Linked DNA regions of Mus musculus: region 1 is linked to region 2. A link is a loop called in an ENCODE intact Hi-C map of the cell type or tissue named here. Cell type or tissue: left cerebral cortex. All regions are shown on one strand. Each heading gives the region's core, and the rest is flanking DNA. Links, peaks and the distances in the headings are about the cores only. Region 1 holds the start of Gm41398 (a long non-coding RNA gene). Region 2 overlaps Spats2 (spermatogenesis associated, serine-rich 2).

Region 1 (14,806 bases), core at 2,918-10,917, 180 kb before region 2:
TATGTACCACCAGCTACAAACGAGTATACTTAAGCAATGAGCCATCTCCCCAGCCCCGTGAATCATCAGGAAGTCGCTACAGTTTTCAGGGTGCAGGGTAGAGTGGCGAACTGTGTCTGGCCGATGATGAAATCTGGTTGGTTGTTCAGTTACTTAGCCTACAGTCAGATCAGGCCTTCTGGAATCCCAGGCTACCCAGAGCAAGGGTCATCCCCCCTCACACAGGGAAAACTTGGCCCAAATATAGCTGGGGGCCTTTCCTGTACTCCTGGCACTTGCAGTAGCTCAGGTTTTGCGCGCTTGTTGACAGAGGAGCAATCAGCCATGCCTGCCTCCTGCTACCCTACCTGCTTCCCCTTCCCACAGTGCCTTCCCCATAGAGCTTCACCCCGCCTTGTCTTTAGATTTGGCCATGGCTGGCTAAGAAAGAAACCGCCTTTCACCTGGCTTCCTCTTCTTCCAATTCCCTAACGATGTATTTAGAGTTGGGTCTTGTGCGCCAAGAGGCCATGGAGACCCCAGCACAAAGGAACAAATAAGCACCAGGAAAAGGTGGTTTCGCAGCTTGCTGGCGGCCCACAGACCAGGTTAATTCTTTTCTCACTGTACAATAACTGCCTTACTACTGTTCATTTCTCTGAAGAAGGAGCGAGACAGCCAAGCAACCTGAATTTTAAGTTTGTTTCTTTGTTTTGAACACAAAGGAATTTTCGCCCCCCTCCGCAGTATGTGAGCCAGGCTCTGTCCCTTGGGCTCCATACAAATACGTGGAGCTGCGGCGGGAAGGGAGTAAGTTGATTTTTGTAGCTACAAGCTGTTCCACATCAAGTATTTACAAGTCAGCAGGGACCACGGCTTACCAAAACAGAGAACTATGTAATTTAAAATGAGGAAATCTTGATCTACCAGAAACATGAGACCTTTCAGGGTTTCTAAACAGCTTATATTCCAGACTCTGTTGGAACAAACTATGCTGGAGGGGAAGGGAAAAGTGCCCAGACTGCCATGCACGATAAACTCGCAAAGAGCTTTAAAAACAAAGGCTTGTGAGTGTAGGTCCTCGTCCTTCACCAAATCTCTACAGGGGCTGGACCATTCTGGGCTTGAATGATAGAGGAAATAGATATGCTTACAGTTGTATATATGAAGGTGGTTCTATACTAATATGTTGGATTTGTTCTGAACTATTTATGTAACTTGTTCTCCCTTCCTGTCATGTGGGGGTCCTGGGGATCAAACTCAGAACACTGGGTTTTGTGGCAAGTGCCTTGAGACACTGAGCCATCTTCCTAGCCCCGTTTAGGTTTTATGAGAAGAGGGACTTGTGTAGCCCAGGCTGGCCATGAACTCAGAACATAGCTAATGTTGGCTCTGAGGTTCCTAATCCTCCAGCCTGAGCCTCATAAATGCTGGGGCAGCACGTGGTCTACACTTGATACTCTGCTGTTTTTGGACAGGAGGTGGTGCTTCAGAAAGGAAGGCATTAGCCACACTGGGCATCTGCTTACTCCTTGAACCACAGTAATGGCAGGCAGAAGGACCCCAGGAAGGGCAGGGTCACATACCTGGTTTATACCTGTAACTCCAGCACTTGAGAGGCAGAGGCCAAGGTCACGGAGCGGTCAAGGCCATCTTTGTCAGTCTCAGAGCTAACCAGTGTTACATGGGACCTGTCAAAAGGGAAAAAAAAACGTAGAGATTAACGGGGTTTGGGGAGGAGTCATACAATTTTAGTCATGTGAACATGCACGGAGGCGGATGCGCAAAGCGAGTCAGAAACAAGATGGACGAGCCTTACATAGAACTCTAAAAAAGGCCCAGGGGTTAGGCCTTGGGGAGAGAATTAAGGCAGAGCAGCAAAGGCTGCGCGAGAAAGAGGTGCACGAGTCAGCCTGGGTTGTCTATGAAAAGGGAGCCTCCCGGAAATCCATCGCGGGATCTGCTCTCACTTTCCGTTAAAGAAGCAAGGCTCCCGGACCTGAGAAAAGCCTACGCCTACAAGGCTGGGTACTAACGTTGACAGGGATAAACTTTCTTTGGCCAAAGCACAGATTTTGAACTATTCTCATGACTGCAGAGGGGCGGTGGGGGTGGGGAGTCTGGGAACTATCCTGAGTTAGGAGACCCTCAGAAAACCAGGGCAGTCTGCTGTCTCCGCTGGTGGTGAGAAGCTATAAAAGGAGCGCAAACTGTCAGGGGCATTCCCCTTCAGGCTGCCTGGGTGCTTTCTACACTCGGGAATAAATACAATTATTGGATAAACATTGCTATAAATAGGGAAGTTTCCAGGCCCCAGGGTACGGCATACTTACTGGAATAATAATGCTCTTAACTGAAAAATGTGAGTAGGTATTTTTAATTTTCTGCAACAGAATTTTAAGCTTGTACGCTAAACGGATGAAGGGTCAAAGGGATATTTGGCGGTTGTTGTTGGTCTGTGGAGCTGGGGGTTACACCTAGGATCTCCTTACATGTTAGGCAGAAGGCCTGTAAGAAAGCTCGTCCGTCCTGTTAGAACACAGAAATGGGAGCAGGGTTTCATCAGAGACCAAAGCTGTTTTTTTCTTTCTTTCTTTCTTTCTTTCTTTCTTTCTTTCTTTCTTTCTTTCTTTCTTTCTTTCTTTCTTTCTTTCTTTCTTTTTCTTTTTTTGTTTTATTTTGTTTTTTGTTTCTTTTTTTGTTTTTTTTTTTTTTTTGAGACAGGGTGGGTTTTTTTGTGTGTAGCCCTGGCTGTCCTGGAACTCACTCTGTAGACCAGGCTGGCCTCAAACTCAGGAATCCGCCTGCCTCTGCCTCCCAAGTGCGCCACCACGCCCGTCTGAAAGCTGATTTTCTGTAGTTATCTTCCAGAATGGAGCTAGCAAAGCCAGGCCTAATAGGAGGTCTCTGGGGAGACTGAGGCAGGAAGATCTCAAGTTCTAGGCCTGCCTGTCTACAGTACCACAGCTAGTAAGGTGTATGCAAATTGCTAACGAAAGGGGGCAGAGTCCAAAATGCTGCTCAGGTCTGAGAAAGCAACTTGTAAGGACTCTGGTGGGTGGGCTGGGGCTGGGGCGTGGCTCAGTTGGTTGAGTGCTTACCTAACATGCAGGAAAGTCTGGGTTTGAGCCCCAGCGCCACCTAAGCCAGGTATGATGGCAACATAGATGTAATCCTGGCACTCAGAAGGTGAAAACAGGAAGACTAGGAAGGAGTTCAAAGCTATCCCTTCTACATAGGGAATTCAAAGCCATCTGGTCTACAGGTCTCAATAATTAGGAAATATAAGCTGAAAATGCTATCTCGTTTAAAAAAATATTTTTTTAAAAGATTTACTTATTTATTTATTATATGTAAGTACACTGTAGCTGTCTTCAGACGCACCAGAAGAGGGCATCAGATCTCATTACGGGTGGTTGTGAGCCACCACGTGGTTGCTGGGATTTGAACTTCGGACCTTCGGAAGAGCAGTCGGGTGCTCTTACCCACTGAGCCATCTCACCAGACCCCCCCCTTTTTTTTTTTTAAAGATTTATTTACTTATTTATGTATTACATGTAGGTATACTGTAGCTGTCATCCAGAAGAGGGCATCAGATCTCATTACAGATGGTTTTGAGCCACCATGTGGTTGCTGGGATTTGAACTCAGGACCTTTGGAAGAGCAGTCAGTGCCCTTAACCGCTGAGCCATCTCTCCAGCCCTTAAAAAATATTTTTATTTTATTAATATGTCTGTGTGAGTGTATGCTACATGTGTGTGGGTGCCCAAGGAGACCAGAAGGGGGTATTAGATACCATGGAGCTAGAATTACAGGCAGCTATGAGCTAAACTTGGGTTCTCTGGAAGAGCAGAGAGTATTTCCAACAACTGAGTCTAGTTTCCAAACTCTGTTTCCGAGTGTTTGGTAAAACATATTTCCAGCATTGCAATAAATAATAAGTAAATAAATAAACACTCCTCATTGTGATGGTTATTGTTGTCAACTTGATAGAAATTTCAAGACGCTCAGGAGTTGGGCCTCTGGCCATTCCTACAGACAATTATCTTGATAGCCTTGAAGAGGGAAGACCTGCCCACTGTGGGCGGTGCCATTCCCTATCCACTGTGAGCGGTGCCATTCCCTAACTGGGTCCTGAACGGAAAGAGTAGAGAAAGGGAACAAAGCGGCAGGGTGCACAGGTTGCTTTCTGTTGACTGATGGTTCACGTGATCTGCTACTTCACGCTTCTGCTGCCTCACAATCTGCACCCTAAACTGTGAGCCAGCATCAAACCTTTCTCCCTTCAGTTGCTTTTGTCAAAGCAATAGATAAAATTACTAAGAGGTTTGGTTAAAAACCTGGGCTTAGGGCTGGAGAGATGGCTCCGCGGTTGAGAGCACTGATTGCTCTTCCAGAGGTCCAGAGTTCAATTCCCAGCAACCACATGGTGGCTCACAACCATCTGTAGTGAGATGTAATGCCCTCTTCTGGTGGGTCTGAGGACAGCAAAAGTGTACTCACATATAATAAATAAATACATCTTTTTTAAAAAAGAAAAAACCCAACAGCCTGGGCTTGTAGCTCATTTGAAGTACTATGCCTTGCATACCACGCCCTGAGTTTTGTCCTCAGTATAGCACAGACCAGGCATGGTGGCACTCGCTACCACTCAGCTAAATGTCATCCACAACTAAATCAGACTTTGAGGCCAGTTTAGGGTAGGAGACACTGAGTCAAGAAACAAAAGCATGGGGCTGGAGAGGTGGTTCAGCAGTTGAGAGCACTGACGCTCTTCCGGAGATTCAAAGTTCAATTCCCAGCAACCACATGGTGGCTCACAACCCTCTGTAATGGACTCTGGTGCCCTTTTCTGGTGTGTCTGAAGACAGCTACAGTGTACTCATATATATGCAAAAATAAACTAATTTTTAAAATTAAAAAATAGAAACAAAAGCAAGCACTGAAAAGATCTCTCAAAGCCATCTCAGACAGCACGAGCTGTACTCCTAGCACGCACAGTAGTCAGCTCGCAATCACTTGTAACTTCAGCTGTGGGGAACCAGATGCCTCTGGCCTCTAAGCATCTGCACTTATGTGCTCATCCCACGCGCACGCACACGTTTACACGCAATTTTAAAGTAACAAAGTAAAACTTTTAAAAAGGAAAATAAGAACGAAAACTCTGGCTGGAGAGATGGCTCAGCGGTTGAGAGTACTGACTGCTCTTCCAGAAGTCTTGAGTTCAAATCCCAGCAACCACATGGTGGGTCACAACTATCCATAATGAGATCTGATGCCCTCTTCTGGAGTGTCTGAGGACAGCTACAGTGTACTTACATATAATAAGTAAATCTTGGGCTGGTGAGATGGCTCAGTGGGTAAGAGCACCCGACTGCTCTTCCAAAGGTCCAGAGTTCAAATCCCAGCAACCACATGGTGGCTCACAACCATCTGCAACAAGATCTGACTCCCTCTTCTGGAGTGTCTGAAGACAGCTACAGTGTACTTACATATATTAATAAATAAATCTTTAAAAAAATAAATCTTAAAAAACAAACAAACAAACAAAAAACAATGAAAACTCCAGGGTTTGGAGAGATGGCTCAGCGGTTAAGAGTACCAGATGTGCCAGGCATAGTGGCACACGCCTTTAATCCCAGCACTTGGGAGGCAGAGGCAGGCGGATTTCTGAGTTTGAGGCCAGCCTGGTCTACAAAGTGAGTTCCAGGACAGCCAGGGCTATACAGAGAAACCCTGTCTCGAAAAACAAAAAAAACAAAAACAAAAACAAAAACAAAAAAAAGTACCAAGAGTACCAGATGTTCTTTATGAGAACCTGGGCTGGATTCTCGTCATTACCACGGCAGCTCACACGTGTCTCTAACTCCAGTCCCAGGGAGTCTGATACCCTCTTCTGGCTTCCACAGGTACCAGGCACACATGCAGATTTTTAAAAATCTTTTAAAAATATTTTTAAAAAACTAAAAAAAAAAGAAGATAAAATATTTTGCTATGAAAGTAAAGAAAAAGTATAGTTACATATAATTAGATATAAAGTCTTGCTGGAGAGACAACTCAGAGGTGAGCAACACCAGCTAGTTTTCCAGAGGACCAGAGTTCAGCTCCCAGCACCCATAGAGGCAGCTAGCTCTCAAACTTATGTGACTCCAGCCCCAAGGCACCCAATGCCCTATTCTGGCTTACACAGGCACTGCACGCACATGCATATAGCATGAATAAACACACACTCATACATAGATTTAAATTTTTTTAACATTAAAAATAATTAGCTGGATACTGGTAACAGATGCCTTTAGTCCCAGCACTCAGGAGTCAGAGGCAGGAGGATCTCTGAGTTTGAAGCCAGTCTGGTCTACAGAGCGAATTTCAAGACAGCCAGGGCTACAGAGAGAAAATCTGTTTTTTTAAAAAAAGATTAAAATCTTTCAAAAAATAGTTATATCTTCTCATCTGAAATAAAGGAAAAGATGGAACACTGGACCTTGCTTTGTATCCCCAAATGTCCCTGTCCTTCCTGGTACCTGAACATTTCTGTCGGGTGTCCCGGCTCAGGCAGTAGGGGTGAGGCTGCAGACAGACACCACAGGTCTGGTTCCTCTTGCTTTGTTTCCTCATAGGATTTGCATTAGTGACAGTGAGGAGGGGCCGTACCTTCAGCACCGTGGAGAGGGCTTTGCTAGCGGTGGTCTTCCAGGTGCAGAGAACAGAGCTTTGAATTTGTCTTTCATTCTGGTGTCTCTGAAAATCACTCCTGCATCTTGGCCATAATCCCCTTCTGTTTGATGGGGTCAGTGTCCTGGACGACTTCCAAGGTATCTCCAGACTCCTCCAGTTAGTAGGCCACTTGGCAGGGGCTGGGCCTGAGATTAACAGAGGGTCAGGATGGCTGGACTAAGCATGGACTAAGTGCAACCAAACTGGCCTTAAACTCTGTGTAGCCCAGGTTGGCCCAGAACTTGCTGAGGTCTCCTGCCTCAGTCTGAGTGCCAAGGATACAGGATAAGCCTCCAAGCTTAGCTTTGATCTAGTGCAGTGATTCTCAACCTTCCTGACGTTTGTCGACCCTTTAATACAGTTCCTTATCCCCAACCGTGAAATTATTTTTGTTGCTACTTCATAGCTGTGATTTTGCTGTTGTGAATCATAATGTAAATATCTGGGTTTTCTGGTGGTCCTAGTGAACCCCTGTGAAAGGGTCGTTGGGGATTGTGGCCCACAGGTTGAGAACCACTGGCTGAAGTCTTTCCCCTGCTTTGTAGCTATGCTGAAAGACATTAGCTTACAGTTTGTTTTATCAAGCAGAATAGGTCTGCAGGGATTTTCACTGAGTAGGTCTTCAGGGCTTCTCACTGAAGGGTTATTTTAATTTTGGTATAGACTTATATACCAAAATAAAATATTATAGGAATGAAACCCAGGGCCTTGAGAATGCTAAGCAAGAGCTCTACCAGCTCAATTTCCAGAACGCTCCAGCAGGGGGCAGCAAACCTTAACACGTCTCTCAATGCTTACAACTATTTCGCGAGAGTACTTTTTGTATGTGTGTTGGAGAGGAGCAGAAAGGTCTCCTACAGCCCCTGGCTGACCTGAAGCTCCCTATGTAGACCAGGATAGCCTTGAACTCTCAGATATCCTCCTCCTGTTTCCACATCCTGGATACCAGAATACAAACAAGAGTACATTAACAACAACAACAAATCCCATTGATTTACTGATTGTGTACATGTGTGGGTACCCACATGCCACAGTTTGAGTGTGGAGCTAGGAGAAAAGCTTGCAAAAGGTGGTCTGTCCTTCTACCCACGTGGGCTGTGGGTTCGAATTTAGATCATCAGGTTTGGCAGTGAGCATTGTTACCCACGAAACAATTATATTGCCCAAAGAGGACTTTTTAAAAATTATATATATATATATATATTTTTTTTTTTTTTTTTTTTTTTTTTTTTAGTTTTTCGAGACAGGGTTTCTCTGTGTAGCCCTGGCTGTCCTGGAACTCACTTTGTAGACCAGGCTGGCTTCGAACTCAGAAATTCGCCCGCCTCTGCCTCCCAAGTGCTGGGATTAAAGGCGTGTGCCACCACGCCCGGATATTTTTATTTATGTGTATTATTTTGCCTACATGTATGTCTGTGTGAGAACACGGAACTGAAGTTACAGACAGTTGTGAGCTGCCCTGTGGGTGCTGGAAATTCAACCAGAATTCTCTGGTAGAGCAGCTAGCACTCCCAACCACTGAGGAAATGGTAACTTACTTTGTGGGTCTTGGATGACCCCCAAACAGCCGAATCCCGAAGCCCCGCCCCTGCGTGCGCCAGCCTCCTGAAAGCTGCATAGCTTTAACGACGAATCTTTTACTTCCTGTACATGCTAATACCCCAGGAGTCCAGAACCACTGGCGCAGTATCCCCTGCACCGGGGGCTGGTGCCCAGGAGGGTGTGACTGCAGCCTGGGCTGAGAGTCGTTGGATGAGGGAATGGAGGCTGGCCTGATCTTGGTGGGGTCGCAGCTGCTCCGCTGAGAATGTGACAGCTCTGTTCTGGATTGAAGGCAGCGGCAAGGCCTGAACTTCGGGAACTTCACGTACAGGGCTTCCTCTCCCTCTTCCTCTTCCTCTTCCTCTTCCTCCTCCTCTTCCTCTTCTTCTTCTCCTCCTCCTCCGCCTCTTTCTTTCTTCTTCTTCTTCTTCTTCTTCTTCTTCTTCTTCTTCTTCTTCTTCTTCTTCTTCTTCTTCTTCTTCTTCTCCTTCTCCTTCTCCTTCTCCTTCTCCTTCTCCTTCTCCTTCTCCTTCTCCTCCTCCTCCTCCTCCTCCTCCTCCTCCTCCTCCTCCTCCTCCTTCTTCTTCTTTTAAAACTATTTATTTATTATATGTGAGTACATTGGTTCTGTCTTCAAACACACCTCAAGAGGGCATCAAATCCCACTGCAGATGGTTGTGAGCCACCATGTGGTTGCTGGGAATTGAACTCAGGACCTCTGGAAGAGCAGTCAGTGTTTTTAACTGCTGAGCCATCTCTCCAGCCGTTTTGGTTTCTTCTTAAGCTTCTCTCTTCCCTAATATTTGTCTGTGTTTCAGATTTTATTTTGTGCGTGGGTGTTTTGCCTGTATGTTTATGTACTGTATGCATGCAGTGACCACAGAAGCCAGCAGAGGGAGCTAAATTCCCTGGAAGCGACTGTATGTAGCTTGTGGGTTCTGTGACTCTAACTCAGGTCCTCTGAAAGAGCAGGCGGTGTTAACTGCTGAGCCATGTCTCTAGCCCCTTATGTATTCAAGCTGAAAAGTATAGAAACTGTCCTGCTTTTCTTTTCTTTTTTTTTCAAAATATTTATTTGTTTGTTTGTTTATTTATTTTATGTACATGGGTACGCAAGTATCGGTAGCTGCACAGATGGTTGTGAGCCTTCATGTGGTTGTTGGGAATTGAATTTTAGGACCTCTGCTTGCTCCGGTCGCTCCGGTCTGCCCTTGCTTCATCTAGCCCAAAGATTTATTTATTATTATTCGTAAGTACACTGTAGCTGTCTTCTGATGCACCAGAAGAGGGCGTCAGATCTCATTACAGGTGGTTGTGAGCCACCATGTAGTTGCTGGGATTTTTTTGTTTGTTTGTTTTTGTTTTTCGAGACAGGGTTTCTCTGTGTAGCCCTGGCTGTCCTGGAACTCACTCTGTAGACCAGGCTGGCCTCGAACTCAGAAACCTTCCTGCCTCTGCCTCCCAAGTGCTGGGATTAAAGGCGTGTGCCACCACTGCCCGGCAGTTGCTGGGATTTGAAGAGCAGTCAGTGCTCCTAGCTGCTGAGCCATCTCTCCAGCCCCTTTTGTGCTTTTCTTACCTTTCACCTCTTCACTGGGAATTAAACTCAATCCATCATAAATGCTAGGGAAAATGGAGTTTCCCAAATTGTTCAGATTGACCTCAAACCAGTGGTCCTTCTGCTTCAGCCTCCTAAGTAGCGGCGTTTACAGGCATGCTCCACCGTGTGGCGTTTACAGGCATGCTCCACTGTGCCAGAGCTCCTCACCATGCATCAATTCCATCCCTCTGGCCTTCGCATTCTGCCCAAGAACACCACAGGCTTTCTGTGACTGGAAGCTTTTGCTCCAGCTGCTGCCTGGTCCATTCCTTTTTGTTTGTTTTGAGACAGGGTTTCTCTGTGTAGCCCTGGCTGTCCTGGAACTCACTCTGTAGACCAGGCTGGCCTAGAACTCAGAAATCTGCCTTCCTCTGCCTCCCAAGTGCTGGAATTAAAGGCATCTGTCACCATTGCTCGACTTCTTTTTATTTCTTGCGTTTTTATTTACATAGACTATGTGTTTGCTGCGGCATGTGTATGGATGTCAGAGGACAACTTTTGGGAATTAGTGTTACAGGATACTTGATTATTGTACATAGAAAAGCTAATTGTTAGCAAAATATAAGAGTTTAAATAGATAATTGCATTTGTCAAAGGCGGCTAAATGAGTCCTGTAGAGATGCAGTTTAGGTGCGCCTCTAAAAGCCTCATTAGATAAGAATGCTAAAAAATGGAAAGTTCCTGCTAACTTTAAGGCAACTTGCTTGGGAGAGGTTCTCTCTCTCTCTCTCTCTTCCCACTTTCCCATTTCCCCTTTCCCCTTCCCTCTTCCCTCTCCAGTACTCTCTTTCTCCCATCTCCCCTTCTCTCTCTCTCTGCTTGGAAGAGTCTTCTTTATGGAAGGAGCTCCAAGTAAGGGCTAGGGATTTTTCTCTTTGACTTACAGGAAAACAGAGACACAGCTGGCAGGACACAGGTAAAACAATATTCTAGGAAAGAGAGCTAAGAAGCCCTCTCCGGTTTGGAGGAGCTCAAGAGAAAAGTAGACTAGCTCTGTAGATTGACTCAGAAAGAAATTTATTTTTTTAAAAAGAGATTTATTTATCTAAGTACACTGTAGCTAAAAGAGGTTTATTTATTATTATATCTAAGTACACTGTAGCGGTCTTCAGGCAGCACCAGAAGAGGGCATTAGATCTCATTACAGGTAGTTGAGAGACACCATGTGGCTGCAGGGATTTGAACTCAGGACCTCTAGGAAGATCAGTCAGTGCTCTTAACCACTGAGCCATCTCTCCAGCCCCAGAAAGAAATTTCTAAAGAGCTAGCAGTTTAGTTGTGGAATCAGGCTTGTAAATAGATATTTTGTATGTAGTTAAGAAAAAAAAGAAAAGAAAAGAAAGTTGCCTTGCTGAGCTAGCAGGTCTTTACCATAGTTTAAGCCTCTGGTACTTTATTGGTATAAAGATTAGATAATTTAATCAGTTACAGTTGGTTCTCTCCTTACACTGGATAGGTCCTGGGAGTCAAACTCCCAAGTTCCTCGGGCTTGGTGGCAAATGACCTTACCACTGAGCCATCTTGTCTGCCTGTATTGTACCACTTTTCACAGCCATCCCTGGCATTCTAGTCTTTTCTATTTGAAACAAAGTAGCCTGGATCAAATTTGCCAGTCTTGTCCCCTGCCTGCTGAAATACAGGTATGCATCATCACATTCAAATAAGGGCGGCTTTTTAATTTGTGTGTGTGTGTGTGTGTGTGTGTGTGTGTGTGTGTGTGAGAGAGAGAGAGAGAGAGAGAGAGAGAGAGAGAGATTCTGTGTACGTGCATAGGCCAGAGGTCAATATGTTCCGTCTTCCTCTATGACTCTCCACCTTTTTTTTTTTTTTTTTTTTTTTTTTTTTTGAGACAAGGTTCCTCACTGAACTCTGATACTGCAAGAGCAGCTGGCCTGTGAGCTCCAGGCTCTTCCTGTCTCTCTCTCCTTAGTATGAAGAGGACAAGCAAGCACACCACTCCAGTTCCTTAAACTTTCCCAGGGATCTGTCTATCTCCTCAGCAGGACTGAATGGCACTTCTGAGAAATCTGCTTTGCGGAGTTGTTCAGACAAGTCTGTCTAGTGCAGGGCAGTGGGGCAGGGAAGTCCAACGTCTCCCGCGGTGGAGACACTTGCCTGCTTTGTTTCCCGAACTCTCCTCTCCTCTTGACTGTAAAATGAGGAGAGGAGCCCCCGGGCTCTTGGGCCAGAGAGAATGTGGTACTACAGAGTGAACTCTGCATCCCACAGACGCAGAGAAAGGAATTAGTGTGGATCGCCTGGGTTTAGCTTGAGCACTGCAGCGGGGACCCATCTTGGGGGGCGGGGGGGAGTTACGAGTTCCTCTCATAATGGGCCGAATAATTTTGTGCCTCTTAAGGCTCTTAAGACTCGGAATGTTTGCTTAAAGAGGAGCTGAGGCAGACTCTGCCTTCGAAAATAAAAGGGCGCTCGGGATGCTCTGGCAAATATCCTCAGGACTTGGGGGAAGGGTGGGGAGAAGGGAGGAAGGAGGAGAGGGCTAGCCTTCTAGAAGGCGGGAGTAAAGAGTAAGGTGCTTAGGACCCATTGGAGGCAACTGAGACCTAGGTTAGGAAAGATTGCCTTCAGGGGCTGCAACCCTGGTGATGTTGTAACCGGCTTTGGCTTGAGCTAACTTCAGCTCCACCCCTCCCACTGTGCCGTCAAGTTGACTGGGCGTTTCCATCTTGGCCCCCTGAAGCTGTCGCAGTCACCACCCTGCCGGCAGCCCCGGGTCACCTCTCTGGCTCACTCTTCCGGGCTCCAAGGCCTGGGTGGGGCGACCGAGCCACAAGTGCGGCGGCGATCAGCTGTGAGTCCCCGGTGGCTGAGCCAGGCCGCCCCCCTCTCTACCTGGGACTTTCTTCCGGCCAGAGCTCCACAAAGATCTCGCTGTCCTCCAACTTCCAATCGCCTTCCCCACCTTCTTCCCCGCCCCACCTGGCCCTGGCGTGGACCCTGGGTGTCTCCTCCCCTTCCCACTTCCAGCTCCTTCTACGGAGTTTGATTTGAACTTTCGAACCCGCCAATCATCGGCTTCGCTGCGGCCCGGGGCGGGGTCCGGTGTCCGCCCTCCCGACGCGTGGCCCGGCCAGGGTATATAAGCCCTGTCCTGGAGGCGGACCTTACACAGCTTCTCCCCCGGACTCCTTGGTAGTCTGTTAGTGGGAGATCTTCGTCACCCTTTTTCACTTCCTCAGTTTTCGCGGACCACTTCAAGGACTAAATATGGTGAGTATGGCTTTGGGGTAGCGGCGAGGTCGTCTGAAGGGACCGCGGGAGCTGAGGGCTGCCCGGGAGACGATACCTGCAATAGCCCCACGACGGCCGCCTCCAGTTAGACTGGCTTCTGGCGTTTGGGGTGTGAGAGCCTAGTCCACTAAACTAGTGTCGCTTTGGGCTGGAGGGCTCGTCCCGATCCTCTGTCTCGATCCTCCTGGGAGAGCATCCCGTCTCGGCCGCCGGTCGCTCCCGGAAAGGCAGGGAACTTTCACAATGATCACGAGAGTTTGGAGAAACTCAAAGGTCTCCATTTTCCTCAAATGATGTCGCTCTCCCAGCTGGGATAGCCCAGAGGACCTCGTGCGCTCTGGACAGGACTGAGCAAATACTTCCGGGCACCGTCTCCACGCCCTGTGACTCGCTGCTGAGTCACCTGTGGCCAGTCCCCGGCCCTTCCAGCTGCAGCTGTGCACCTGAGAAGGCGAGCTCCTCCGTAGGAGGGAATAATTGGCGTCAGATCCCCTAAGCCAGCCTAGTTTTTAGTGTTACTTCAACGGCATATTTATATTTAGCCCAGTTAAGAAAAAATGTCCGTAAAAAATTTTTTTTTCAATTTAAAGCTAGAGTAAACTACCAACAGCGGGTTTTTTTCTCTCCCTTCCCCTCTCCCCCCCCTCTCTCTCTCTCCTTCCTTCCTTCCTTCCTTCCTTCCTTCCTTCCTTCCTTCCTTCCTTCGATAAAGGGTTTCTTTGTAGCTCTGGCTGTAATAGAACTCACCCTGTAGACCAGGATGGTCTGGAACTCAGAGCTCTGCCTGCCTCTGCTACCTGAGCTGAGATGAAAGGCAAACCACTTGGCTTGCACTTTGGTTTTTGAGTGTCTTATGCTCATGCCAGTCTTGAAATCATTATGTGGCCAAACATGACCTTCAACTAAAACCAAGATCCTTCTGTCTCCACTACCCAAGAGCTAGGGTTATTCACCTGGTTAACAATGTATTAGTTCAGTTTTCAAGAAAAAAATGGGTGAGGCTATCAAACCCTGGGCTCTGGAGGCAGCGGCAGGAGTATCTTCTGAGTTCTGGTCAGCCAGCACAATGAGACCCGGTCTCAAAAGCAAACAAAGTTACCAGGAACTCAGCCCGGCTTGGAGGAGAGTGGCTAGTTCTCTAGACTTTGGAGGCTGAGACAGGGAGGGGGATTGCTCATCATGAGTTTGGGGCTCCTTAGTCCCTAGTGAGTCCCAGGCTAGAGCGGGCTACAGAGTGAATAATTTCGGTAAAAGGAACCTCCCTGCTAAATAAGTTTTAACTATTTGAGAGACCATTTACCTAGCCTGCACCTGGTCAGCTGACAATAGAAATTTAAAAGAAAGGCTGGAGAGATGGCTCAGCTAAGAGCACCAACTGCTCTTCCAAAGGTTCTGAATTCAAATCCCAGCAACCACATGGTGGCTCACAACCATCCTTAATGAGATCTGATGCCCTCTTCTGGTGTGTCTGAAGATAGCTACAGTGTACTTACATATAAGAAATAAATCTAAAAAAAAAAAATTTTTTTTTTTTTAAAGAAAACCCCATCCCAGTATTGTTTAAGGTCTATGGAAGCTTTGGGGAAGTGAGGTGCACAGCCCTCAGGTAGCGCAAGCTGCCTCTGTCTATAGTCCTGGGTGACCCTTGAACTGCTGGTCGCCTCCTTCCCACACTAGGACTGGGATTACTGGCCCGAGCCACCATTTTGTGTGGTG
Region 2 (14,806 bases), core at 2,835-10,834:
TACAAATATATAATATGCACACAAAGAAGTGTGTATCTTTTAGAGAGCTAGGAAGATGGCTCAGCCAATAAAGTCCTTGCTGTTCTGGCATGAATATAAGTGTTAGAAGCTGGGTGTGTGGGCACATATCTAACTCCAGCCCCGGAAAAGGGGAAACAAAGCCAGGCGCGGTGGCGCACGCCTTTAATCCCAGCACTCGGGAGGCAGAGGCAGGTGGATTTCTGAGTTCGAGGCCAGCCTGGTCTACAGAGTGAGTTCCAGGACAGCCAGGGCTACACAGGGAAACCCTGTCTCGAGAAACGAAAAGAAAAGACAAGGAGAGGGGAAATAAACGCCTGGCACTTAGGGCTGAGGCCCCAGTGAGAGGCCACGTCCTAAGCCAAGCACTGGAAAGGGGGTCGAGAGATGACCTGTGGGATAAAATGCTTGCTTCACAAGCAGGAGGCACTGAGTTCAAATTGTGGTACCCACATCAAAACTGAGTACAGCAGTGTGGGTCTGTAACCCTAGAGCTGGACACACAGACATGTAGGACACAGGGCCCACTGTCCAGCCAGTCTAGCCAAAACAAGGCCTCTAGGTTTGCCAAGAGACCCTTACGTCATCTTCTTGTTTTATTTTTTATTTGACATGTGAAGAAACTTTTGGAGAAAATGTGACTTGTCCAGTATCATATCTTTTTGTTTTCTTTTTTTCTCAAAAAAAATGTGTTTGGTTTCTAGTTTGTTTGTTTGTTTGAGACAGGATCTCACTGTGGGTCCTGGCTGGCCTAGAACTCTCTTTGTAGACAAGGCTGGCCTCGAACTCACAGAGGATCCACCTGTATTGCTTACCAAGTGCTGGGACCCACAGTCAACCAAAATTGACTATTTCATTTTATGTATGGGGGTGTTTTGTGTACATGTGTGTCTGTGCAGCATCACATGTGTCCCATGTGCCCAGAGAGGCCAGAAGAGAGCGTGGGCTCTCTGGGCAGTTGTGAGCTGCCATGTGAGTGATGGTACTCGAGCCTGGATCCTCTGCTTGAGCCAGTGCTTGTAATCACAAAGCCATTTATTAACCACACAGCCCTAGTTGGTTTTCTGAGTCATGTGATGTGTATGAAGTCATTATTGAGAGCTGAAGAGGGAACTCAGTGGTTAAGAGCACTAGTTGCTCTTCCAGAGAATCAGGGTTCAGTTCCCAGCACCCACGCCATGATGCCTCACCACCCCCTGTAACTCCAGTTTCAGGAGATCCAGCACCCCTTCTGAGCTCTGTAGGTCCTACTGTGTGTCTCCGTGCCGGTGCATAGGTGTACATGCAGGCAAAACACTCACATATAAAATTAAATTTAAAAAATTTTAAATCCTTAAAACATATTTTCTCAATCTTGAAATCTGTAATTTTGCACTTGAAATCCCAGAATGCTGGAGGCTGAGAGGAACTGAGGTTGGTGTGATTGACAGGTGGGAGTAAACCCGTAAGTAGGTCTTTTATAGCTGTTAAGAAAATCAGTGTTAGGCTAGAGAGCTGGCTCAGCACTTAGGAACTCTCAATCTTCACCAAAACTGAGGTTCAGCTTCCAGTGCCCACGTGACGGCTCACAGATGCCACACCTTCAGTGCCAGGGGTGCCGTGACCTCCTCTGCTCTCCACAGGCACAGGGCATACATATGGCCAACATAGATACATGTGGGCAAGCACTCACACACGTGGAAACAAATCTTTTTTAAAAGACAGAAAGCAGGGCCTAGCAAACACAGAAGTGGATGCTCACAGTCAGCTAATGGATGGATCACAGGGCTCCCAATGGAGGAGCTAGAGAAAGAACCCAAGGAGCTAAAGGGAACTGCAACCCTGTAGGTGGAACAACATTATGAACTAACCAGTACCCCGGAGCTCTTGACTCTAGCTGCATATGTATCAAAAGATGGCCTAGTCGGCCATCTCTGGAAAGAGAGGCCCATTGGACACACAAACTTTATATGCCCCAGGGGAACGTCAGGGCCAAAAAAATGGGAATGGGTGAGTAGGGAAGTTGAGGGGAGGGTATTGGGGACTTTTGGGATAGCATTGGAAATGTAATTGAGGAAAATACGTAATAAAAAAAAAATTAAAAAAAAAAAAAAAAGACAGAAAGAAGGGCTGGTGAGATGACTTAGTGGGTAAGAGCACCCAACTGCTCTTCCGAAGGTCCGGAGTTCAAATCCCAGCAACCACATGGTGGCTCACAACCATCCGTAACGAGATCTGACTCCATCTTCTGGAGTGTCTGAAGACAGCTACAGTGTACTATAGAAGACAGAAGCCGGGCAGTGGTGATGCATGCCTTTAATCCCAGCACTTGGGAGGCAGAGGCAGGTGGATTTCTGAGTTCGAGGCCAGCCTGGTCTACAGGGTGAGTTTCAGGACAGCCAGGACTGCACTGAGAAACCCTGTCTCGAAAAACCAAAAAAAAAAAAAAAAAAAAAAAAAAAAAAAAGACAGAAGGAATGAAAGACGAGTGCGAGTGTTGATCTTCAGAGATAGCTCAGTCAGTAAGAGGCACAGGGCTTGAGCCCAGTCTCCAGAACCCACATTTGAGGCTATCTGGCCTCCATGTGTGCACTGCACCTGGCTTTCTTAGCTTCTGAGGTTTTAGCTCAGATGGTCTTACAAAGCAAGCACGGCATTGCTAGCTGTCTCATGACCCTGGGTGTAAAGTTCTGTATATGTCAGTTAGGAATTGACTGCACACAATAGAGTGACCTAGGTAAATGCATTTCCTGTTCTCTTGTGAAGAAGCCCAGAGATAACTAATATATAATTAGCAGGGCATCACTATATATTTATTAGAATGTCAGAGGGGTAACATTGGGACCCAGGTTCCTCTCTCCTTTCTAGCCACCTTTACAGCGTGCTCTGGTCGAAAGATAACTCCTAAGGATTCAGTAAGGGAAGGGTGAGCATCACATGACTCGACCACTGTAAGCTAGAGCTTCCTGTTGGGCCCACCCTCTGCTCGCTCACATCAGTGTTGAAGCTGAGCTAGGGCACACACCATGTCATCTGGAGCAAAGCCCAAACTAGGTGTGGACCCAGGAACATTGGTACTCAACATTTTTATTTTGATTTCGTGCATTTTGGGTTGATTTCTCAAGGCAGGGACTTGCTGTATTGCTGAGACCAGCCTAGAACTCAGTATATGGCCCAGGCTAGCCTTGCCATCACAGTCCTGCCTCAGCTGTCCAGATGTTCAGGTCACAGGCATGAGTGCTCAGACCTGGCTTAACCTGGGGCTTCTGACAGGAAGAAGAGGAGAAGGGCCTTACTCTTTTTAATAGGCTTTGTCACAGTCCTCTGCTTCAGCTGCCCAGTGACCCTCTTTATTATAAAATAAATAGATCCCTTTAAAGGGGGCTAGAGAGATGGGTCAGTGGTTAAGAGTACTGTTCTTGCAGAGGACCTGGCTCCAGTTTCCAGCATCCACATGGTGGCTCACAGCCATCTGTTAATTCCAGTTCCAATACCCCCTTCTGGCCTCTGAGAGCCCAGACACGGTACACACACATGCATGCAGGCAAAAAACACCCATGTGTTTATGTGTATAAAATAAGGTAAAAAGCTAAAGGTTATTTATTAAATAAATTGAATAGATACACCTCAATTTCTTGTCAGTGGCCACCTCTTCAAAGCATAATGGTTGGTCCCTTTGTCTGAAAGGCCACATCCTCTGAATAACTAGAGCTCTCATCAGGCCAGAGATGGCGTGTTGGGGCTTGGGTCCATAAACTAAAGGAAGAGACCATGTCCCCTTCCTCTAGGTTACATCCACAGAAAAAGAGAATTAGAGTAAGAATTCTTGCCACCAGGTGGTAGCGGTGGTGGTGCACACCTTAACCCCAGCACTCAGGAGGCAGAGGCAGAGGCAGGCAGAGCTCTGTGAGTTCGAGGTCAGCCTGGTCTACGGAGTGAGTTCCAGGACAGCCAGGACTACACAGAGAAACCCTGTCTTGAAAAACCAAAATGAAAAAGAAACAAAAGAAAGAATGAAAGAGAAAACAGTGACCAACTCTTGCAGGACAGAGCTGGGCATCATGGCTTAAGTGTGTAATTCCAGTGTGTGGAAGGCTGGGCTGGGCAGAAGATCACATGCCGCCCTGTGCGCAGCGTTCAGACAGGCTTGGGCTTCAGGGTGAGAGGCTGTCTCAGGACAGCCTTGCTGGGTATCAGTTCCTAGGCTGGTGGTGAAGTGTCTCGGCTTATTTGTCTGACAGCTCCCAGCTTGGCTTCCTAGGGAGGACTTTTTTATTTTTTATTTTTTTAATCTGTTCTTTACCATATCTGTAGAAACAGGTGCTTTTTTAAAAAGAAGAGTATAAGAGCTTGAATATCTATCATCAGTTGATGTACTAATTGGGTGTGTGTGTAGAGTGGACGGCCGAATGAGACATGAACAGCAGGTTAACAGTGGCTCTGGTAAAGAGAAGATGGTGTGTCTTATAGACTCGGTTTGAGGGAGGGAGAGGTCTGTGCTCTACATAAAGAGACAGTGTTTGGACTATGCAATGGAAGTTGTTAGTGGTTCTCTGACCAGAGACAACAAAGTCAGAAGTGGGGGATGGGGGTGGGGGGGTATGCTTTTGCTTTTAATTTTGTATCTGTTTGTTCTTGGTGAAATTTGTGTCAAATGTTATACATATTTCTGTCTTCATATGTATACTTCTTGAGAACAGACTGGGGGGTGTTAGGAAGAGGAGAGAGAAATGGGAGATGATTTTATAAGTCCTGTAATTCATACGTGTTTGTCTTTTAACTACCTTCAGAGACCCCTCAGCTGGAAGCTGAGCCTCTGGTATCTTCAGTTTCTGCGTGAGTGGGCAGGCAGCTAGGCCCTTGACTGTCGGGACACACTCTGAGGCAGGTACTCACTGCACCTCTAACTGCAGCATAAACGTGACACTCCTTTTTCTTCCACAGTGGAAATCTTGCTCAGCCGGCAGAAGAAAGCGGAGCTTCTAAAGAAGATGACAGATGTGGCCGTTCGCATGTCAGAGGAGCAGTTGGTTGAACTCAGGGCTGATATCAAGGTGAAACTCCCTTCTTCTTTCATTGACTCTCTGGACCAGCCAGCACAGCAAATCTCCAGGAGTCATGGCTTCACCTAACATCCTAAACCCATGGGCTGCCCTTCTGAGCTTGACCCCTTACCAGACTTTTCTTTTAAATGGTTCTGTCATCTATCCAGTTGTTCTGGTAGGAAATCTTAGGAAATGTCTGCGTTTCTCGAATTAAGTCTGTCAGGAAACTCTGCCCATCCTTGAACTTGCTGTTGAATCTTGTTTTCGTTTCCATTCCACCATAAAGATCTTCAGCACCGTCACCTGCTGCTTAGCCTTCTGTGGTAGGCTTGGTTGAGTCTTTCCAGTTGTCCTGATCGTCCCTTCTTCAAACCTGCTCACACTTTAGGATGAACACTGTAATCCTTACACTGACTGCTGGGCTCGCCCTTGTGCCACCCCAGGCTCCTTTTGTGTTCTTCCTCTAGTCATGTTAACGAGCCATTTGCAGACACTTGCTGGCCCTCCCATTTAAAGAACTCTACGCTTGTTTCCCATCTGCCCCGAGCCAGTGTTGGGCTCCCCTCTTCCCGACTCCTGTCATGTCCTCTGTATTGGGCTTTCATGGCAAGTTAGAGTTTTAGGTGGCAAATCTGTCTGGCTCACTAGACTGTGATCAGTACTAAGTAGTCCGTGGCACACTAGCTTAGAACACATGCTTTTAACAGTTTGCTCAAATCTTGTTTTATAGAGAAATGTTAACAATTTAAGATCTTTACTGTATTTTAATCTCCTCATAAACACGTCTGAAGTTTAGCATTCATACCTTTATTGTTTGTCTAAGGCCTTTCTCACTGTGTAGCCCAAACGAGCCTCAACTTTCAGACACTCTTGCCTGCGCCTCCTGAGTGTAAGGATTACGAATGTGAGCACCATGCTTGCCTGGTATCTTTTAACTTTTATAAATTATAATATTTGGAGCCCTGGAGAGCTGGCTCACAGGTTGAGAGCACTGATTGCTTTTCCAGTACCCACGTGGCAGTTAACAACCATCTGTAATTCCAATTTCAGAGTAACTGATGCTTTCTTCTGGCCTCATAGTCTACATGTACATGCATGCAGTCAGAACCCTCATATACATAAAATAAAAATAAATAAACTTTGGGGGGGAGTGTGTTGGGCGGGGAGGGAGACGTGTGTAAGGCTCTGTGGTTAAGAACGCTTGCTGCTTTGCCGAGGAGCCGGCTTCAATTCTCAGCACTCACACGGTGGCTCACAACTATCTATGGCTTCAGTTCCAGGGCCTCTAACACCCTCTTCTGTCCAAGGCCCCCTAGGGCACCAGCCACACATGAAGTTTACATACATAGACTCAAGCAATTACTTGTTACACATAAAGGAAAGTACATGAATTGCTTAAAAAAAAAAAAAAAAAAAAAAAAAAAGGTATTTCTGAGAATAAGTGTGTGAGCCCCAGACGCTGGATTGTTGTCGGTTCCCGTGGAGAGTGTGCTCTAAGTCATTTATAAACAGGAAGCTTTCGGGGCCAGGAGAGGGGGCTTTCTATTCCTCAGCCTTTCACCGCCGCTGTTTCCAAACATGGGCTTTGCTCCCATGTTTGAGGGGAATGCTTCCCGTGCAGGCCTGGGACAGGCATGGGGTAAGGTAAGCTAGGCCCTCCCGGGTCCGGGTTCACACAGACCCGCCCTCCTCCCCTGAGAACTGATTGGTGTGTGAGAGCCGGCAGGTGTAAAGTGTCAGTGACGTTCCTGCTCCCCGACAGTCCATTGCGACACTGGATGGTATCCCCCTCACACTGGTGCCACTCAGTCTCATTCAGCTGCTTGGGAGACACCAGAAACCCCTTCGTAATTAGGTGAGAGTTCTGGCTCCCCTGGGCGTCATCTGTTCTCTTCCTACGAGGCTAAAAGGTTTCTAGAAATACTCGTGCGGGCTGACTAAGACTCTAATCTGTTTCTTTCCACGTTTTAACACACTGAAGTGGGTGCTGTGCAATTTAAGCGTCTTATTTCCAGATCATTGTACTTCTGTCATTTCTATTATGTCTTTGGCTCAACAAACCCTAGAATTTGTTTCAGAATTAATATGAGGCAGATATTCTGTATCTGAAAGCGCCATTACAAGGAGTTTGTGTGCTCTCCTAAGCTGCAGTGTGCTCAGAATTTTTAGGATGTCAGATCTCAATGGTAATTTTTCTCTCCTTTCCCTATTGGTATTTCTGGATACGTTCCAAGAATTCGGATGTGTTTGAAGCGGGCATCGACTTCCCAGTGAGGAGGTGTGCTCCAGGAAGGAGTTCAGCTGGTGCCCACTTTCTCTGACCTCTGAACTTGGTGTTTCGCCTCCTCCTGTGCAGTGTGGGTGGGTAGAGGGAAGATGCCGGACACCGAGACACTGTTTGTCTCATAGGTCCCTACAGGTGCCTCATTCCTGACATGATCTTGTCGCATACTTTCCATAGTATGGTGAGCTTTTGGCCCAGTGGGCTGGTCAGCACAGTCTGCTTTTAAAAGGATTAAATCGCTTGCAGCACAGATGTCTCGTTTGCAGCCTTGCCTTTCCACGTGAATGGTTTTTCATCTCAAGAAATTGCTCCTATTTCAAAGACTCTGAAGTCCTATTTTATAAGGAGACAATATGGCTTTTCTTAGGAGGTTTCTCCTGAAGGACAACAAACCATCTACCTAACGGGGTCATTGTGGGAGCCATGAGCACAGGCTGCCTCTGCTTCTGTGTAAAGTGGTCCCATGTGGAGAGTGCTCCAGTAGGGAGATGGTTCTTTACTCTAAATTTTCCTCCCTCCCTCCCTCCCTCCCTCCCTCCCTCCCTCCCCTCCCCTCCCCTCCCCTCCCCTCCCGTCCCTCTCTCCCTCCCTCCCCATTCCTATAGGTCATAACCATTAGTTGTTGACCATTTATAACATTTCATCAAACTATGAAGCTTGTCTTCGGACCCTTGAGAAAATGAGTGTATTTGTCTGATTACTCAGTATCGGTAATGGAATGGCCATCTAACAAACTTTAAAGCAGTAACAATGAGAAAGTTAGAGAGACTTCTTTTCCCATCTCTAGATGTGGTTTTAATTCTGTGTGCAGTGCTTGTCTCACTTGGGACCTTTTCTCTCTTTTCTCCAGCACTTTGTCAGTGAGCGGAAATATGATGAAGACCTTGGAAGGGTAGCCCGCTTCACCTGTGATGTGGAGACTCTGAAACAGAGTATCGATTCTTTCGGACAAGGTGAGAGAGAGATCCAGACCTTAGATGCTGAGGAGACTGTCCTCTTGTGGTGAAGGCACACGTGCTGACTGGCCTGTCCACTGCACACACCTAGGTGCCTCTTGTCTTGGGTTTGTGAAAACTCAATGGGCTACATAGGAATCCCTTTGACTGTAAAGACTAGTATTTGCCAGTCCTGAAGTATGAGATAGTTTTTGTTCTTTTGGAGTCTAGACTGCTGGCTACAAACTTGCTAAGTCTCCAAGGCTGGTCTTTCTTTTGTTATTTATTTATTTAGGCTTTTCAAGACAGGGTTTCTCTGTGTAGCCCTGGCTAAGTCTCCAAGGCTGGTCTTTCTTTTGGTTTAAGGTGTGGGCCACCACACCCGGCCAAGGCTGGTCTTAAACTCCCACTTCTCTTGCCTCCATCTTCCAGGTCCCCAGCCCCCAGCAGAGCACTCTTTTCCATTCTGTTCTGCTGAGTTGAGGTGTGAGATACAACAGTGTGAGGGGCAGGCACCCGAGGCAACAGGGCAAACCTGCTTCAGCATTGAAGCCTGGACCTTTTTCATTCCTTCAAGCAGACACAACAGTTCTTGTCTCACTAGGCACATAAGAGACCCTTAAGTGGTGACACCGTGAGTGGGAAAGAGCTGGGCTGGAGGCAGCTTGGGAGTTGAAAGGACTTGCTGATCTCCCAAAGGACCAGAGTTCAGTTCCCAGGGCCCATGTTGGGTAGCTATGAGTCACCATCACTCCAGCCCCAGGCATCCCTCTTCTGGCCTCTGTGGGCACTTGCACACACAGAGACATATACACATATAAAAATAAATCATGGGGCTCAAGAGATGACTCGGCGATTAAGAGCACTTCATAAGCGCTGCTCTTATACAGGACCTAGGTTTGCTTCCGAGCACCTGCATGGTAGAGTACTACCATCCTTAACTCCTGCTCCAAGAGATTCAGCGTCTTCTTTTGACCTTCACGGGGACCAGGTACATAGTGCATGTCTATATTCAGGCTAAACACTTATACACACAAAATAAAACCTTTCTTTTAAGGGGGAGAACATAGAGGGCCTCTGAGTGAGAGTTTGTAGTCAGACATTAACAATAGATCAGGCTCTGAACGAGCTCCCCTCTCCTTCTCAGTGTTGACCCTGGGGCTGTAAGTGCTGCTTGCTCTGCTGTACCATAACACAAAAGAGTGAAATGGTGGCCTCAGAGTGGTGACTGTTAACCCATCACAGACCAGGCTTCAAGCCAAGAGGACATCCGAGGAAGGCTTTAAACCATTGATATCTGACAACATTTTGAATTGAAAATAATAAGAATTTTTGGTTATATTGGTTTATTGAATTTGGGGCTATTTTAGCAGAAAGAAACTTGGAAAGACATGGTTGCTGCAAAGACAAGTACTATTTATATAACCATATAAACATATTTGTATGTAGTTCTATTTATATAACTATTGTCACCTTACGTCACTACCAGGCTGCACAAGTTCTAGTTCTACTTACCTGGTCTGACTCTTGTACCCTTACATCACTGCATTTAAAAAGGATTCAGCAGAGATTTGATTGTTTACATTGTTTTTGCTTTGCAAAGTCTGTCCTTCGGGACTGTTCCTTGGAACATAGGGCCCTTCCTGTCATTCCCAGGGTTTAGTCTACAACCAGGAGTTTAGGAAAAGGGTCTGCTGAGACCCTGTCAGTGTCAGTGTTAGTGTGTGGGGGGGTATGGTATAATCTGTACTCCTCTTTCTAAGAATGTTTTACAAAGCAGTGGGGTTTGAGAACTTGGTGAAGCAGATTCTGTCCCCACTGCACACGGGTTCTGGACCTTACAGCCCATGGCCAGGCTTGTGCAGCCTTTACACACCGGGACATCCCGCAAATAGTTCTTTTCCTTAATTGCTCATCGTGAAACATCACAGGATCACAACATAGTCCACATGTTTCTGTTTCAGTGTCACATCCAAAGAACAGCTACTCAACCCGCTCTCGATGCAGCTTGGTGGCACCTGTGTCCTTGAGTGGCCCAAGTGATGGCTCTGCTGCTTCTTCCTCCCCTGATGCCTCTGTTCCCAGCCTCCCAGGTGCTAACAAGAGAAACTGTGCCCCAAGAGAGGCCTCTGCAGCCATGACGAACTCCAGTGACCGGCCCTGCCAGGCTCATCGGGAGGTAAGCTGGCTCTGAGCGTGCCATGGAAGAGCGACCCGAGTTGTTGGCATTTAAGTGCCTACTGTGTCACCTTCTCCTTGGCTTTCTCCATTGCTGTTTTTGCATCCATCCTGTCTCAGTTCCTACGAAATTGTTAGAGATAGCGTCGCAAACCATCAGCGGACTGAGACTTCCCGTTGCCCCAGACAGCTGACTTTGGTTTGTTAGCAGTTTGTTGTGGGTTGTATTGTGTGGTAATTAGTCACACTGGGAGTTGTGCACCCATCTCAGGGTAGTCCAGGTAGCAAGTTCACCACTGTGTATCTGAAAACTGCAGGACTTGAGAACCCTAAATGGAAAGAAAAAGTGAACCCGCCAGGCTAAGAGAAAAGTCTAGAAAGCAGCAGAGAGATCCAGTCTCTTTTCCTTGGTTTGAAGGATAAATAAACACAAGAGCAGTCAAAAGCTGTACATAGTCTTCAGAACTAAGAGCATTGGACCTGGAAGACAAAAAAGCCAGTCCTGTAAGCTTGCTGGGTTTGGAATGAGAGAAGTGTGCTATCCTTGGCCAGAGCGTGCCATGCCGTAATCTGCAGCTCATAACATAGCACGCAGCACAGCAGACCGTGTGCTTTTACTGCGCTGTGCGCACATTCTTCCCTGGTGCTTAGGACGGCTCTGCAGACGTGTGGTACGGTACTTATCTGACTTCGAGCTTGTAACTTTCCTTCTGTGTTTCCTTTCTTCCTGTGGGCATCTAAAGAGACAAACTCCTGAGAAGAGCTAGGCATGAGAGGCCAGGAGAGATCAGTAAAGGTGCTCTAATTATGATCAAGTGACAGGCTGGACTGGCTGATAGAGCTGATCCCCAGCACGGTTTTGCTATCAGAACACTGCTATAACCCAAACATAAACGAACCAGGCTTGGCCATGACTGAGCCCCCTGAACGTTGTATTGTTTCTCTTCACTGTAGGTATTTCCAGGCAACAGGAGAGGAGGACAAGGCTACCGGGCACAAAGCCAAAAGACCGCAGACCCCTCAAACCCAGGGCGCCATGACAGTGTGGGCCGCTACAGAAACAGCTCATGGTATTCTTCCGGGCCCAGGTATCAGGGTGTTCCGCCACAAGCCCCAGGAAACGCCGGCGAGCGGAGTCGCCCTTACTCTGCAGGGACCAATGGAACTGGAGCCATCTCAGAGCCTAGCCCACCCAAGCCTTCGTTCAAAAAGGGGCTCCCACAGCGCAAACCAAGGGCCTCTCAGGCTGAAGCTGCGAACTCCTGAGGGGAATTCCAGTTAGCCTCTCTTCTCTCCCATCCAGTTCAACCTAATAACTGGACTTTAGGAAATGTATACTTAGATTTAATAACAAAAAGAAATTTATACATATCTCTTTGGGCCATCCTAAATATTTTTGATTTCTTCTCTCCTTTTTTTTTTTTTTTTGAATGAAAGCTGTTTTCCCTTGGCCTCTCCTAGTGATATGGACTGACTCTGGTTGGTCGTTTTCACCAGGAACCAGGGGAACTATTGCCAGTTTTCCCAAAGGTGAGCAGCCTCCTTCCCAGCGCACCTCACCTCCAGCTGCTTACCGCAGAGGCTCCGGGAGGAAGAGTGTCTGCTAGTCCAGTCTCCAGTCCATTCGAGCAGATGCCACAGGTGCCTGCCAGGTTCCCACCAGTTGCCTGAGCGGGAGTAGAAATGAGGGGTTTTATACACTACTGGGTCAGCCAGAAAAGGGAAATGTGCGTCAGTTCGTGAAAGAGCCCGGGGAACGCCCTCTGTCTGGAATGTGCCTGAGGTCTGACATCAAGTCAGGGTTTCCATCCCACACTTGGCACCGTACCTTAACCTGCAGTTTCTTCCAAATGCCCAAAGCCTTGTTTCCGCTTACCTTAGGCTGAAACCCGGCCTAAGGAAATCTATGGGAAAGTAACATTTTAAGTTTTTTAAAAGAAAAAATGTTTTTCTTTGTTTCAGTGTTTGGAGATTTTTGTTGTTTGTTGTCCCTCCCTTTCCTGAATCCTGTTATGAACCAATTTTATATAATATAATTAGTGTTAATCTAAGGTGTTACTCGGCACCGTTGTTGCGGTCATCTTTATAAGTGAATAAATAAAAGCTAGTGCATCACGTGACTCCTTAGCGCCGTCTCTCTAGGCCTCATGGGTAGAAGTCACTTGGGCAGCCTGTTCTGTGCCCTGATGAAGGTGTCTGATCCCAGCTCCTCTGTCCGCTGCTGCCTTGTTTTAGAACCAAATTAGACGGTGGAAGGCACAGCTGTTACTGATGGGGAGGAGCGCTCAGCACGTGGGGAGCACCACAGCTGCCCACTTCTCCCCCAGGCAGCTGAAGGTCATAGTGTGCCCCCCCCCCCCACTGTTCCCTGTCCCTTGATGGGTAGTGAGTGTAACCATGTCTTTGAGCTCACGTAGCAAGTGGTGCTGGCGTCAGACATCCTCCTGCCCCACCAGTGTCTGCCACGTGGTAACAGGGCTTCTTCCCTGTGGATATTCTCGACAAGTGCGGCTGCCTCGGGGCCTGGCCTGGCTCGCAGTGGGGCCCGAACTGCAGGCTGGAGAAGGAAAGGAGTGGGACTGACGGACACTGACTGATAGTGGGTTGTTCCCAGTAAGGCAGCAGTCGCAGTGTGCAGAAGCCTCTTTCCAAGGGCTGAGCACCAAGGGCCTCTGGCAGGAGTTCAGGAGCTTCAGGCTGCCTTTCCTGATGAATTGTCCTACCTTGACAGGAACCCAGACACTGAAGTAACCCCGAAGGGCTAAGAGAGCATCCCTCTTTTTTGTCTCCCCCTTTTATCATAAAAAAGAGATCATGTTGTCTGTTTGGGGCCCTACTCTTTAGCCACCTTGAAATTTTACCGTTTTGGTTTATATTTTAGCCTAGGGGTTAAATCCAAAGACACACGGGTAAGCAAGTGTCTAGCATTAAAATATACCTTCAGCTCGCTCTTAAGTTTTCCTTTTGAGACAAGAGTCTTCCTACGCTGCCTTGGTAGACCTCAAGCTTGTGCTGTGCTCACCTCATAACCTTTTGAAAAAAAAATATGGAGAAACAGCTGTTGGCAAAGTTGGTCTGCAAGTTTATCGGCCCGGCGCCGGTTCCTATCCCCAGCCAGCCAGTGCAGATCTGGAAGCCCAGAGCTGGGGAGGCGCTGACAGATGGTCCCAGGATTTTCCTGGCCCTGGATTCTAGCCAGTCAGCAGGCCAAGTTCAGTGAGAGACCCTGTCTTAAAAAAACAAGGTGGAAGTGCCAGAGGTGTGGCTCAGTGGCTAGGACCACTTGCCTCTTCAGAGCACCCATGTTGGTTGGTTCACAACCCCTGCAATTCCAGCTCCAGAGAAACAGACGCCCTCTCCTGGCTCCACAACTCCTGTGCCCGTGTGGTGGAAAACAAGGTGAAAGCCAATAGACAATCACTTCTGCCATGAACCTTTGACGTATGTGTACACACATACCTGCATGTTCCACACATACACACACAGACACTATACACATATCACATACACTAGACACATACATATACACAGTATATAGACACACTGCATACACATACATTCTATATGCATATACACTATATACATATGTACATACTATGTGTGTGTATGTGTGTATATATATATATATACACATATACATATACATATATATATATATACATACTGGTTGGATATATGGTTGACTGTTTATAATCCATGCTCTTGGGAGGCTGGTCACCAAAAGTTCAAGGCTAGCCTGTCTCACATAGTGAGTTCTATGCCAGTTAGGACTAAGCAATGAGACCCTTCCTCAAAAACTTTAAAAGGGGGGCAAGTGTTTTAGTTATAAGACTCAGTTGTAAGAGAGTGTCCTGTCATAAGCAAAGCCCTGAGTTTAGACCCTAGTACCAAACCCCCTCCAAACCAAAAGGATATGTGGTAAAAACAAACAAAACCTCTTTGTTTTTTAAATGAGGTGTTTAGACTTCATTTATTTGTGTGTGTGTATGTGGTTGTTCTAGAAGGCCAGCAGGGGGCATCAGACTCATCCCACCTGCAGCTGGAGTCACAGTGTTGAGTTGCCCAGTGTGAGTGCTAGAAAACACACTCCAGTCCTCCCTCTGCAAGAGCAGGGCTCTCCTAACCTCTGAGCCATCTCTGCAGTCTCCTTCCTGACCGCCCACCACCTTGTTGTCTCTCCCTGGCCTGGGAGGAGGCTAGGGTCACCGGCCAGTGAGGCCCAGGGACTCTGTCCATTCTTATCTTCCCAGGACTTGGATTTCAAGTGTGAGCCACCATACCTGGAATTTTCACTTCAATTTTGGGAATCAGACGTAATGTTTGTACTTAATGATGGAGCTGCCTCCTGAGACATTCTAGAACTTTTT

The links. Peaks named below come from ENCODE experiments on the same cell type or tissue, not always from the same donor. Only the 100,000 strongest peaks of a DNase experiment are listed, where the experiment ranks them.
Region 1: it touches region 2 in a loop (2.5-fold over the local background); 2 of 42 quality-filtered maps call a loop at or near these places.

Annotation. Positions count from the first base shown.
Region 1 is chr15:99,017,356-99,032,161 of GRCm38, forward strand. Gm41398 (a long non-coding RNA gene) reads right to left here and starts at 6,926. Exons shown (of 3, transcript XR_875654.2): 1 at 6,504-6,926; 2 at 1,566-1,670. Tuba1c (tubulin, alpha 1C) reads left to right here and starts at 12,536. Exons shown (of 4, transcript NM_009448.4): 1 at 12,536-13,069. The coding sequence starts at 13,067. In left cerebral cortex, for the core only: CTCF peaks have their summits at 6,141, 7,462 (motif pointing right) and 9,126 (motif pointing right); a DNase peak (open chromatin) is centred at 7,460.
Region 2 is chr15:99,200,657-99,215,462 of GRCm38, forward strand. Spats2 (spermatogenesis associated, serine-rich 2) reads left to right here. Exons shown (of 13, transcript NM_139140.1): 10 at 4,942-5,051; 11 at 8,177-8,279; 12 at 10,226-10,440; 13 at 11,394-11,810. The coding sequence ends at 11,705. Gm46538 (a long non-coding RNA gene) reads right to left here. Exons shown (of 3, transcript XR_001781769.2): 3 at 12,949-12,996. Among named protein-coding and RNA genes, the nearest start is that of Kcnh3, 17 kb to the right of the region's middle. In left cerebral cortex, for the core only: no CTCF peak of the experiment used is centred there; DNase peaks (open chromatin) are centred at 6,883 and 7,549.